Linked DNA regions of Homo sapiens: region 2 is linked to region 1. A link is a contact called in ENCODE Hi-C or POLR2A ChIA-PET data. All regions are on one chromosome and are shown on one strand. The core of a region is the stretch at or near the end of the contact, and the rest is flanking DNA. Distances in the headings are between cores, read along the strand shown.

The links. A loop is a pair of places that touch in the nucleus more often than their neighbours do. ChIA-PET counts read pairs that join two places held with the same protein, here RNA polymerase II (POLR2A). Pooled maps may share reads with other maps.
Region 2: a pooled map shows a loop between it and region 1 (2.7-fold over the local background). The contact joins the promoter of XCL1 here to the enhancer-like site in region 1. A Hi-C loop is called at or near these places in 1 of 168 maps with a recorded cell type or tissue (transverse colon), 2 of 37 single-sample maps with no recorded cell type and 8 of 50 pooled maps. POLR2A ChIA-PET finds 5 or more read pairs at or near these places in 3 of 52 experiments (GM12878, H1 and activated naive CD4-positive, alpha-beta T cell).

Annotation. Positions count from the first base shown.
Region 1 is chr1:168,464,959-168,471,536 of GRCh38, forward strand. The region is part of intron 3 of LOC125312414 (a long non-coding RNA gene); the gene reads right to left. The region is part of intron 4 of LOC101928565 (a long non-coding RNA gene); the gene reads right to left. Among named protein-coding and RNA genes, the nearest start is that of XCL2, 76 kb to the right of the region's middle. Within about 2 kb of position 4,898, at least 20 of the 41 ENCODE cell types and tissues checked have a DNase peak (open chromatin) inside an H3K27ac peak, as active enhancers do; they include GM12878 and transverse colon, where a contact is called at or near this core.
Region 2 is chr1:168,572,937-168,579,514 of GRCh38, forward strand. XCL1 (X-C motif chemokine ligand 1) reads left to right here and starts at 3,669. Exons shown (of 3, transcript NM_002995.3): 1 at 3,669-3,762. The coding sequence starts at 3,702. It also overlaps the pseudogene RPL7AP21.

The DNA.
Region 1 (6,578 bases), core at 3,648-6,147:
AACTGCTTTCTACAATGGCTGAACTAATTTACGTTCCCACCAACAGTATATAAGCATCGCCTTCTCTCCACAGCCTTGACAGCATCTATTGTTTTTGACTTTTCATGTAATGACCCATAGGCTCAAAGTAAAGGGTCAGAGAAAGACCTATCATGCAAATGAAAAACAAAAAAGAGCAGGGGTTGCTATTCTTATGTCAGATAAAACAGGCTTTAAACGAATAACAGTAAAAAAGGACAAAAAAGGGCATTACATAATGATAAAGTTTCCAATTCAACAGGAAGACTTAGCTATCCTAAATATATATGCATCCAATATTGGAGCACCCAAACTCATAAAATAACTACTTCTAGACCTATGAAAGGACTTAGACAGCTACACAATAATAGTGGGGGACTTCAACACCCCACTGATAGTGTTAGAAAGATCACTGAGCAGAAAACTAACAAAGAAATTCTGGACTTAAACTTGACACTTGACCAATTGGACCTAATAGACACCTATAGAATACTTCATCCAGCACCCACAGAATACGCATTCTTCTCATCTGCACACAGACACAGAACATACTCCAAGATCAACCACATGCTTGGCCATAAAACACGCCTCAATAAATTAAAAAAAAATCAAAGTTATACTGACCATAATCTCAGACCACAGTGGAATAAAAACAAAAATCAATACCAAAAAGATCTCTTGAACAACACAATTCATGAAAATTAAATACCTTGCTCCTAAATGACTTTTGGGTAAACAACAAAATTAATGCAGAAATAAAAAAAATTCTTTGCAATAAGTGAAAACAGAGACACATCATACCAAAATCTCTGGGATGCAGCAAAAGCAGTGTTAAGAAGAAAGTTTATAGTGCTAAATGCGTACTTCAAAAAGTTAGAAAGATCTCAAATTAAACATCTAACATCACACCGAGAGGAACTAGGAAAACAAGGCCAGTGCCTTTACCTTGTAGCCCCAAAGAAGTCTGACCTCAAGAATTGGAATGTAGGATTTTTGAGGGAAACGGTGAGCCTGAAAGCAGTTAGGAAGTAACCTAATTCTCTAGCCACTCACAGAGGGTGCAAAATCTCAGACCAGCAAACAAGGCAGGGCAGAAAGGCACACACTATATATCAACAGGCCATGGATGGTCGTCACCATTCAGACTCTCCAATATTCCTTGTTAACAAGCTGAAATCAGATGATCCTCATTTTCACTTGAGCCCAGGGTTATAATTTCTTGGAAAGTGCAAAGGGAGGCAAACTATAATGGGAAGGAAGAGCAAGTCAACATGAATCTGAGGAAGGGGAATGCTTTTCATTCTGGTTTTTGAACAGGTGGTGGTCAGAGCTGGCAGAAAGCCCAGGATATGTCAGCAGTCCCGGAAAAGAGATGTTCTTGTTGTAAATCTCATGTTGATTCTTGCCCCTCCCTCTCCACCTCCCACTCTTACACATGCTCACGCTTCTTAGTAAGTACACTGGAGCTACCTCCCCCATGCCCCACAGCACATTGTACCTCTGCTAGCACAGGGATCACGTTCTGACTTACAGTGGTTGTGGGTGTCTCTGTCTCTTTCTCTCAAAACAAACATATTGGAGTTTCTCACTCATCGACATTTCTGCACCAGTGCCTGCAGACAGTTTTCCTCACTGTGAGGACTCTAAATACTTTCATTTACTGGAATTAGATTTACCCTTTTGGCTAAGGTGTCATATGGACAGGGGAATTACCAAGTCCAAGAGTAGTTTTGGCTTCCTGATGGGAAAGAGTTGTTGTATAACAGGAATCCTACCTAGGCCTCCTATTGCTCATTCCCAAGACAATTTCTTAGGCCCATCTTTGTCTTCCCAAATTGCCCTTATTTTTTGCCACTGCCAAGGCCCTATGGTCTCAGCTGGCTTCTCTCTCCTTTTAGGCCATTCTCCTTGCTTTGTCCCTTGGTACGCTTTAAACTTAACAGTTCCCTAAGACTGGTTCCAGAGCAAGGTCCTGCTTCCCTGCTATGTCTCATAGAGAAGTGAAACCTCTCTTGCTGCTTTTCACAGGGGAGAGAGACTGGGTCAAAAACAAAACAGAGAATCATACAAAGCTGTTCTTTAATTCCTGACTCCCTCATAAGACAGACTAGAAACTCTGGTGAAGTCTGTGATTTGCTCTTATCCATGAGGATGAGACTCTCTCAACTCCCTTCTTAAATACAGGCTGGAGGATAAAACTGAGGTCCTGCAGTTTGCATAATAGCTGACATCTATTGAGAATCTACTGACTACTAGGAACTATATAAGTTGTGTACATACTATTTTGTTTACTTTTTCAATTAACCACATGAGATAAATACTATTGTAGTTGCATTTTGTCAATACAGTAACTGAGCCTTAAAGAGATTAAGTTACATGTTCAAAATCCCCTAGCCATGAACTGATGGACTAGGGTTTATATCTTATTCGAAAAACAATAGTATTAACTAATGGTTACTCAAAAAGGATGTCTTTTAAATTCCAGTGAGAAGTTTGCATCTTTGAGAATGTTAGGATGGATAAACATCCATGTCACTGCTTCTCAATAAAAAGAACAATTATAGTATATTTTCTTATTGCTAGTCTAACCGGAAATAGTCTGGTTTATTACTTATAAACTAGTTCTTGGAACTAAGACCGTAAACCTTGACTTGGTGCAGGAAATGGTGTGGTTTTACATGCTCAGGAAACAATGACCAGAGTAAAATATTTGACAAATTTTATGCTCTGATTGAGAATTGGAGGCCTGGGGGAATACCTGAATGACTTGCATGCTGCTAAATATTTTTCCACAATATTTTTTTAATGGTTGCACGGTATTCCATTGTATGGTTGCAATATAATTTAGTTGCATGACATCTGGGCAATAGGGGAGTTTCTAAGAGCAGGAGGAATTTTAGAAAAGAGAAACTGAGTATTAGGTGTTCAGTAGCCAGCTTTTCCAGCTTTAGGAATTTTCTTGGGACTAGCTCTGTCCAAGGGGTAAACTATACATGCTGTATACTTTTCCAGGCAGGAAGGGGAAAGACCCATGCTTCTTAGTCTAGCTGCCTCCCAGAAACCTTTGCAAAGGTCATCCAACTCAATCTTGTAGTCTTGGAGAAGGCCAATTCAGATTCCAGTTCTCTTAAACCAGCTACAGAAAACATAACTTTTGTAACTCAGTAGGGTCAGGCTTATTTGTAACTTAGATTGGCTGAAGCCTTTATTAAGTGAAAAAAGATGGAAGCATAACAACATTCCTAACTGAATGCCATTCATGGAAAGAATGTCTGGAATGGAATCCTCTGTCTTGGCTAAATTTGAAAGAATAGCATATCCTGAAAAGAAGCATGAAGGAGATTATCTGATCTTACCTACTGGCTAAGGATCAAAATGTTAAGAAAAGCACACGAGATCATCTTTCTGAAGCAGGAAGAGTCTACGAATCAGACATACTGAATTAAGTCATGAACCAGAGTCATGTCCTAGAATTGTGTCCATGAACCTGGCCAAGACATTTCCTATTCCATTTCAGGTCCAAGATTCTCATAGTGCAGAGCTACCTTTCGAAACATTTAATCACAGATCTTCTTTCAGACTGGACAGTGATCATGGCATCTTTCAGGCAGAAAGAGGAGGGTTAACTTGGCTGGGAGAGGAGATAAGGAAATGTCTAACCAGTCTTCTCACCACCAAAAAACAAAACAAAACAATTCAAAACGAAACAAAACAAAAAAACTATTAGCACCTGGCACAGCACCTGTCATATAGTAATAGAAGCTTAATACATATTTTGTGAATAAATATAAAAATTAGAGGTTGAAGTAGAACTGCGGACTGTCCATTACCATGCTTGATACTTCAGTAGAATGTGTGCCAAAGAATATGGTCCCAGCTCCTCTCTGGGCTTAGGTCTGGTCTCTCCTCAGCTTCTCAGCTTTATAGGTCAGGAATTTCCCAAGCTATCATTTTACTTTGATCCTCTCAGGAACAGAAGTGAGAAAGAAGAGATGAGGTATAGCTAGAAATTTATGAGAAGGGATGGGAAGGAGAAAATAGTGCTGACTTGACCCTGTACTGACAGGGACACCTGCCCATCAGCAATGCTTTGAGCTGCAAGTAGAAGCTGGGGGGTCAGGGAGAGGCTATGTTGGTGGCTATAGAGTAACAGATGACCTGGTTGACCTTGATTATTGACCAACCTATTACAATGAAATGGTTGAGGGATTACAAGTACAGACACAAATAATTTTATATGTAATAAGTAAATTAATACTTTATATGTTTTTTTTTCTGGGAAGATGGAAAGCTGTTTGTTAGAGCAAAGAATTCTAATAGTGCCACATGTGTAATAAAAATCAGATTCATGACCATGACCTTCAGTTCCTGCTTTATGTTGGATTAGCCTTGGGCAAGTCAAATAAACTAGAGAAAAGAGTATTTCCATTTTCCTCTGTAAAACCAAGTTGGCCCAAACGTATATTCCTCCTTTTATATGATTAGTGTGAGCGTTCAAGCTGGGTGGAGGCAGGGCATCTCTTTTGTAATAAGTTGTCACCAGAAAGTCTCATTTTGTTGAGAAGAGAAACCCCTGCAATTGATGGGACTTGGAACAAACTTTCTGGGACACTAAATGGCAGGAGAGCCAGTGTTTTAAGAAGTCATTTCTGTCCTGGTTTGTTATTAAACTGTGGAGCTTCCTTTTCAAGATAGTAAAGATAGTAATAAGTCATGTAATACAAATTGATTCAAAAGGAGACTTAGGGGCTTACAGAATCCCAAGACAGACAAGCATTAAAAGTGCCTGCGGATCCGGCAGGAAGCCAATCCCCAGATGTTACTTTTGGCTGGGAAGGGTGAGGAGGAAGCGGTGGCCTTGCTCTGGCTTAATCTGCAGTGACAACCGTGGCGAGCATGAGTCACTCTGGGCCTCATCTGAACCCTATCTTGGCATCTTGCTTGTGGAGAGGCAGTGCTGTATAATGGTTCAGAGCAGGCTTTGGAACAGACTGCCTGGACAAGCTACTTAATTGCTCTGTTCCTTAGTTTCCTCATCTGCAAAGTAGGGGGAAATAGCAGCACCTACCTCGCTGGGTTGTTGTGAAGTTTAAATAAATTAATACATGTGAAGTACTTAGAACATTGCCTGGCACATTTGCTAGATGGTCAATAAATGTTGCATATTATTTTATATGGGCTATTTCTTCAGTTCAGTATTCTGAGTCTCTAATCTGAGAAACTTGGTGGCACAAATATTTCCTAGTTAGGCAAGCACTTTGTAATGTTTTTAATTTGTAATAGAAAACAAGGATAACTTAGCAAATGAATACCCACAAGCAAACACTGCACTTCATTTTAACCAGACAATCCAATATCTTTCCCTAGCACACTTTTGTTCTGAGAGGGAAATCAAAGAAACTAGAGCTTTCTTTCTTTCTCTTAATCCTGCATACCTTCCACTGTAGGTACCAACTGTCATTTAATAAAAGCTCTGCAGCAGAAGAGAAAACAGGCAGAGCAAACAGCCCTAATAATTTACTTATTTTTGATTCACATCCTAATAATAATGGTCACCATGGTTTAGAGTAATATTGAATTCCTATTACTTGCCACCTGTGCTGTAGTTAAAATGTCTTTTCTAACACTGATACCCCCTTATGTCCCATTTCCTCCACGATAAGAATTGTTATCTATATTTTTACCCATTTCAGCAAACATTTGTGGAATATCTTTCATGTGCCAGGTAATGTGCTAGACTTAAGTAGAATAATGTCCCTTCCTTCAAAAAGGAAGCAAAGGGGACATATGAGAAAAGGCAATGATCGGTAAAAGCACTAAATGTGAATATTTGGGAAATAAATTATTTAAATCACCATTTATTCCCCCTTGGAATAAATGATGATTTTCTTTAGCAGCGCATGTTGATAAAATTTTCATGTGTTTTAGCCACCCCCCCAAAAAAATCCCAAGTGCATTCAAGGTGAAATGACTCAGGAACCAAGCCTCATTTCAAGGCTCTAAGCAGCTTTCATACAGAACTGAGTCAATTACAAACATAAGACTGGCTTGGGAAGCTTAAAACAACAGGGACATGATGAGAATAAAATTTAAGCTTTGCATGGCTGACTTAAAGCTTTCCAATTAATTTCACAACATAATTGACTTCAGACTCCGTATTTTGTCCTGCTTTGGAGTAAATTATGCATATCATTTCACCACTGAGTGATCTCTGATGAATGAGTTTTCCTTCCCACCATAAGGAGGATGGCTCTAGCTTTCTTTTTCTCTGGGAGTATTGTTTTTCCCTTTTCTTCTGGTCTCATGGAGTTCCAGGGTCTAACCACTAAGGCAGAGCAAAACTAGAACTAGTTGGAAATCCCACTGATGAGTCAGAGCCCAGTGAATTAGTAACAGTGCTTGAGGCATTCCTCCTCCAGGGATCTTTTATGAAAGCTTTAACTCATGCTCCATTTTCAGAGAGAACTGGCAGGTACAACTCTCAAGCCCTAAATTTTCTCCAGAACTTGGACCCTACATATATATATATACTCATATATATACACACACACACACACACG
Region 2 (6,578 bases), core at 2,419-4,918, 110 kb after region 1:
AAAGTGAACAATTCATTCTGAGAGTTTAACAAATTCCATGTCAGTATGCTAAATAAAAATTCAGCCACTAGTCAAATTGTCGATTTCATTGAAAACATGAGAAAGCCTCAGGCACAATCTCCTGAGTTCACACCTTTATTTTTTACTTCTTTTTATTATTTATTTTATTTTAAAAAATTGACAGGTAAAATTGTATGTATTTATTGTGTAAAAGATGATGTTTCAAAGTATATATACATTGTCGAATGACTAAACCTAACTAATCAATATATGCATTACCTCACATAGCTATCATTTTTTGTGAGGAGAATACATTCACTCTAGCATTTTTCAAGAATACAATATATTTTTAATTACAGCCACAACGTTGTATAATAGATCTCTTGAAATTATTCCTTCTATCTAACTAAAATTTTGTATTCTTTGACCAACATATCCCCAACCCCACCCCACGCTTCTCAACCGCCCCAACCCCTGGTAACCACCATTCTACTTTGTATTTCTATGGAATCAACTTGTTTAGATTCCACATGTGAGTGGGATCATGCAGTATCTGTCTGCACCTGGCTTATTTCACTTAAAATAATGTTTTCCAGGTTCATCCACGTTTTGGCAAATGACAGTATTTCCTCCCTTTTTTTTGGCTGACTAGTACTCCATTGTGTATATGTACCACATTTTCTTTATCTATTTAGGTTGATTTGATATCTTGGCTATTATGAATAATGTTGCAATAAACATGGGAGTGCACATATCTCTTTGATACAGTGATTTCATTTCCTTTGAACATATACCCAGTAGTGTGATTGCTGGATCATATGGTAGTTCTATTTGTAATTTCTTGAGGAAACTCTACTGTTTTCCATACTGTCTATACTAATTTAGATTCCTGCCAACAGTGTGCAAGAGTTCCCTCTTTTCCATATCCTTGACAACACTTGCTATCGTTTGTCTTTTCTATCACAGCCATCCTAACAGGTGTAGGGTGATACCTCATTATATTTTTTTAAAAAATTTACATTTCCCTGATGATTAATGATGTTGGACATTTTTTCATATACCTGATTGCTATTTGTGTGTTTTATTTTGAGAAATGTCTATTCAAGTCTTTTACCCATTTTTAAATTGTGTTGTTTTCTTGCTAATGATTGCTTGAGTTCTTTATATATTTTGCATATTAATTCCTTATCAGATGTATAGTTTGTAAATATTTTCTCCCATTTCATAAGTTGTCTTCTACCTCTGTTGATTATTCCCTTGGCTGTGCAGAAGCTTTTTAGTTAGACGTAATTCTATTTGTCTGTTTTTGCCTTTGTTTCCTTTATTTGCTTAGCCCAATGTCATGAAGCATGGCTTTATGTTTTTAGATGGTCATCTTTCACTTAATGCACAATCATTGTAATTTTGGCGTTTTAAAAAAATTGTTTTACTTAAAAACTAATTGTTGAGCAATTATTACATACCAGGCTTTCTGCAAGTGCCGGGGATCCAGAGATAACAAGGGAATCTCCTACTCTCAAAGAGTCTGCCATCTAGTGGGAGACGCAGGAATGTAATTGAGTAGGAGAACACCATGAGATTCGTTGCAGAACAGCCATGAGAACAGAACAAAGTTCTAAGAGAGCATAAAGGGGTGGCACAACTTAATTTTATCAAAAAAATTCAGGAAAACTTATACAGAGAGGAGGAGTTTACAAGTAACTATGTAGGGAGCTGTCATGGGTATTCCAGTTAAAGGAAACATGTGAGGAGCATAAAAGAGGCTGGCCCATTGGGTTGGCTGCACATGTATGTGTTTGTTAAGGTTTGGGAGTGTGTGAGTGAATGGTGGAAGGTGAGTCTGAAAGGAAAGCAGTACTAGATCTTGAGCATTCTTATATATCACAGTGAAAGATTAGAAATACATCCCATAGGCATTGGAATTAGTAAAGAGGTTCTCAGTAGGGAAATGGCATGATTAGATTGAGGCTTTACAGTGATTACCCTGGCAAAGCTGCAGAGAACAGACTGAGAGGAGGCCCTGGTCTGGGAAACCAGTTAGTCCACTGCAATTGGCCTATGATTTGAGCAGTGTGGGAAGAAAGGAGGACACATCTCAAAGAACTACTTAGAAGGTATACTTAGTCCAGTTTGGTTGAGAAAGACACGTGGGTGGATAGCAATGAGTCTAACATGATCCCTATATATCAGTATTTGGAAATTAGATGGAAGAGAACACATTGCTCCATGCTAAGGACTAATATGAGGAGAAGCAGTTTGAATAGAAGATGTGTCCAGTGTTCAAGGAGTGATTGTGCAGTAAGGTAGAGATCATTAAAGAGCCAGTTTGAAGTTTAGAATGAAGTCTGGGTGAAAAATCAAATGCGATTAGTGGGAAGTCTCTTAGAGGTTAACCTATACTTTTTATCAAAACATAGGAATTTATTTTCATATTCCTCATAGCAATGGACCTTTAACTACACATGTATTTAATAAATACATTTTATAGATACCTATATAACATAAAGAACAACCACCATACAACAAATTCAGTGGCAGAAAAGTTCCATTGCAATCAGTATGTTTAAATTCTACTGGGAGCATTGCAAACTAAAATTATATTTTGGGGAGACTATATGGCAATATATAATAAGAGCTGTAAAGATGATCATATCATTTTACCCAGTAATCCTACTCCTGGTTATTAAAGGGAAATAATTCGGTGTGTATTAATGAAATTGACCTTACAGTTCTGATCTTTATAATAAGTTATAAGAAAATGGTTTAATGTGTATGTGTATATATTTACTTGAAGTAGAAATATGAACGCTAAAAAATGGGAAGATATTTAAGTTGGTGTTAAAACAGCATTTAAAATTACCACAATTATGAGAACACATGTATGCCAATGCAGATTCACTGGAAAAATATTGAAAATGAAAACTGTCAGATGGTAAGATTATAATTTTATTTCTTTTTTAATTTGAAATAAGTTGGTACAGCACAGCTTTTCAAAAGCTTCTATAAATGTGTATGTTAAGTTGTAATAAAGCAAACACATGCATGTAGACATGCTTAAACAGTTATTTAATTGTTTCTTGGGTACCTGGGGAGATGGGGTGAAGAAAGGGGGGTGACTTGAATGAAGGTGGAGGAGAAAAATGAGAACCAAGAAAGCAAAGGATCGAGAAGCTCAGTGTGGCAGCAGCCTCTCTTCCCCTCCTGAGAGAGTCAAAGGGTGGCATCAGGGACTCATGATCCATGGTTGTGGAAGCCTCATGTCACACTGGATGTCACATGAGGTGGGATGGAACACAGTGACCACCCCACCTCATTTCCTTTACAGCTTCCGTGGTGGGCCATGGCAGTGAACAGCCTTCAGGCATGTCTACGGTGGAAGATCTGAATTCAGGCTGGTGGCAGGAGACAACACAACCACGTTTTCTTTTATGCATGCATTTGGTTTAATTGACACATTAACCACAGACAAAGGGGTAAAGGCCACAAGGCGTTAGGTTAGTATGAACAGGGAAAGGGACTTTTTTTTTTTTTTTTTTTAAGAAAAATAAAAGCATCAGTATTGCAAAGACTTTCCATGATCCTACACCCACCTCGAAAGCCCCCTCTCACCACAGGAAGTGCACTGACCACTGGAGGCATAAAAGAGGTCCTCAAAGAGCCCGATCCTCACTCTCCTTGCACAGCTCAGCAGGACCTCAGCCATGAGACTTCTCATCCTGGCCCTCCTTGGCATCTGCTCTCTCACTGCATACATTGTGGAAGGTAAGTGGAGAAGCTGTCTGTGAGATAAAGAACAGGGAGGCAAGGCAGGTGGGCACACATTTTGGGTTTGACTCAGGTTATGACTGGACTAACCTGCTTTCCCCAGGGGAGCCTTAAACTTCCCATGTGCAAGAAAGGAATGATGATTTTGACTGTAGAGGGCTTCGTAAACTTCCAAAACAGGGAGAATTTGATTAGTATCTGGGCTCCTACTTTTCCTAATTGGGTAATTTCAGGTAAATTCCTTAACCACTCAGGGCCTGTGCTTATTTATGTATAACTGAATAGTATAACAGACATGATCACCTGAGATTAAGATTAAATAAATATTATGGTTTATTTAATAACATCAGATTTCCTTACAAGCAGTAATTTTTTGATTAATGTTAGCTATGGATTAGAGGTGATGATTATAAATGCATTTGTAGGTTTTGCCCATTTAATATATAGTTTGATAAATTATCAAAATCTTAGAGAGTTCAGTTACAATGTGGGGATGCACCAGAGGATGTATGTTCTGGAGTAAATCAATGTTTTCAATACAAAACTAAGCCCCAAATGACTGGAAGTTCAAACCTTCATGTCCAGAAAATCAATATTACCTTCAAGTACGTGGGGGACTCTGTTAGTAATGCCATGACTATTACTATTTATGAGAAATTTTCTGTTTTTGTAAGAGAACATACAATAATAACTACTACCAAATAGATCAGCACCTTATACACAGTTCAATAAACCTGCAAGACACATCCAGGTAAGATTCAGATATACCGAGCCCTTACCTGAGCATTCAGTAGGTATTTCTTAAGGATTAATTTTTCCTATGACTGGAGTGAATCTGTCGACTTATTTGTGTTCTAGTTGGTAGGCTTATTACTTAGACTATGATATTATAACTTAATAATGGGTCCCCAAGGGGTTCCATGAATAAAGGTGGCTAAGTCTGGAAGTCCTTGAAATTATGGATAAAACAAAAAAATACTGATGAAACAAAAGAGTTTGATTACTACATTAGGCCACATGTTGCTACCTGGCTGGCATTTTGCTGAGACAATGGGCATACCATTTGAGGGAGACTCAGATCTGAGTAGGGGAAAGGAGCTCTGTTAGAGGCTGAGAAGAACTGCAGACACTGGTCTCAAATTCCCAAGTTTTCTAGTTGAAGGAGCTCTATAAGTCCCACTGGTGCTTAGCTTCTTACATACAAAAATGAGGGAAAACGGTCTCTGCTTTGACTCAATTTTGCAACCTGAGTGAAGGTGATATTTTAAAAAATAACACAGACACTCAAACATTGCTGACAATAAGGAAAAGGCTTTGTGGTTTCAAGCATAACAGGATTCCCTGAGTCTTAGGAGTCCACTTCAGATACTTCACAGAGAGAAATATTGTTTCTTAAATATGAGAGAAACAGAGAAAAAACCCAGATTTTTCCTCTTTCATTGGCTACAGAAACAATTCACCACTAAAAATAAATTGGCAAAGGTAGAGGATAGCAATGTGCAGACTGGCATTGAGAGTGAAGAAATGATGAAGAAAAGCACACAATGAACACTCTTTGTTTAGTCCCTTGCTTTAAAAAATGCCTTCTGATATTAGCAACACTACAGACCAATGTTGGCCATTATCAGTGGTTACTTTAGATGCTTTTTAGCTGCCTATTTCCCTGGGAAGCAAAGACCAGTGTCTACAGCTAAGGAGAAAATCAGCACTTAGAAACTTGGATTAGATTTCACCCAACCCTTAACAGTATTAATTCTCCCAAGTTATTTTTCCTCTTGCAATGTAAGATGATTCTCTACACTTAATAGTTTAATTCCTTTGGGCCATTACTATTGGGGATGCATATTTAAGGGCTGACTTCCTTTTATATATATCTTACCTTTTACCATTTATTAATTTTTTGGAGAGTTTTTATTATTTTTATGTACAGAAAACTCAACAGTGTACATTTAACCCAGTTTAGTGGCAAGTTCCTCTGCCTTTGCTATTTCCAGCTTGGCATTGTGAGCCACAGATTTTGGACTCGGGACATTGCAGATCTCATCATATCCGTCATTGTAATTTGTCCTGATAGCTTCCACCAGCTTAGCCAAAGCTCCTTTGTCTTCCTGGTTAACTTGTGTGAAGGCCACAGTGGTGCTTCCTGTGGACTGGATGTCCCAGTCTTGCCTTCTTACCCCTTGATAATGCATTAAGGGACCCCCCATTTTAGGACACAGGACAGACAGAAAGTTAACCAGCTTGATGGGGTCCACACCATGTGCAATACCAGCTGAGCCTTCTTCTTTTCCAGCAAGGTGGTGATAGTGTTAACCCCTGCTCAAAGAACAGGTGATTTCCTAGTGGGGACAACCCCTTTGCTAGCAGCTTTCTTCTCAGCCTGGGCCAACAGTCTCTGCTTCTTCTCTTGCTTTGTCTCTGGTCAGTACTTGTGGATCAGCTTAAGTGGCTGAGTAGCTGTTTGGGGGTCTAAGGCTTGGGTGAACTGGTTAATGGCAGAAGGCACTTTCAGCTGCTTATAGAGGATAGCTCTTTGCAGCTGGAACCAGATATAGCGGGGCCATTTCACAAAGCAGCGGAGGTCCCTTTTGGGCTGGATGTCCTGTCCAATGCCTGCCTAAGAAAACTCTTAGGCCTTTTCTCACACAGCGGTTTCATCACTTTCTTAGCCTCCTGCTTCCTCACGACGGCAGGGTCTGGGGCCACTTTCCTTCCTTTGGCCATCTTTCCTTTCAGCATCTTAGGCAGCTGACAGAGAGAGACATTTGACCATTTAAAAAGGAGAACACCTTTATTTAGTCTGTCAAAAGCAT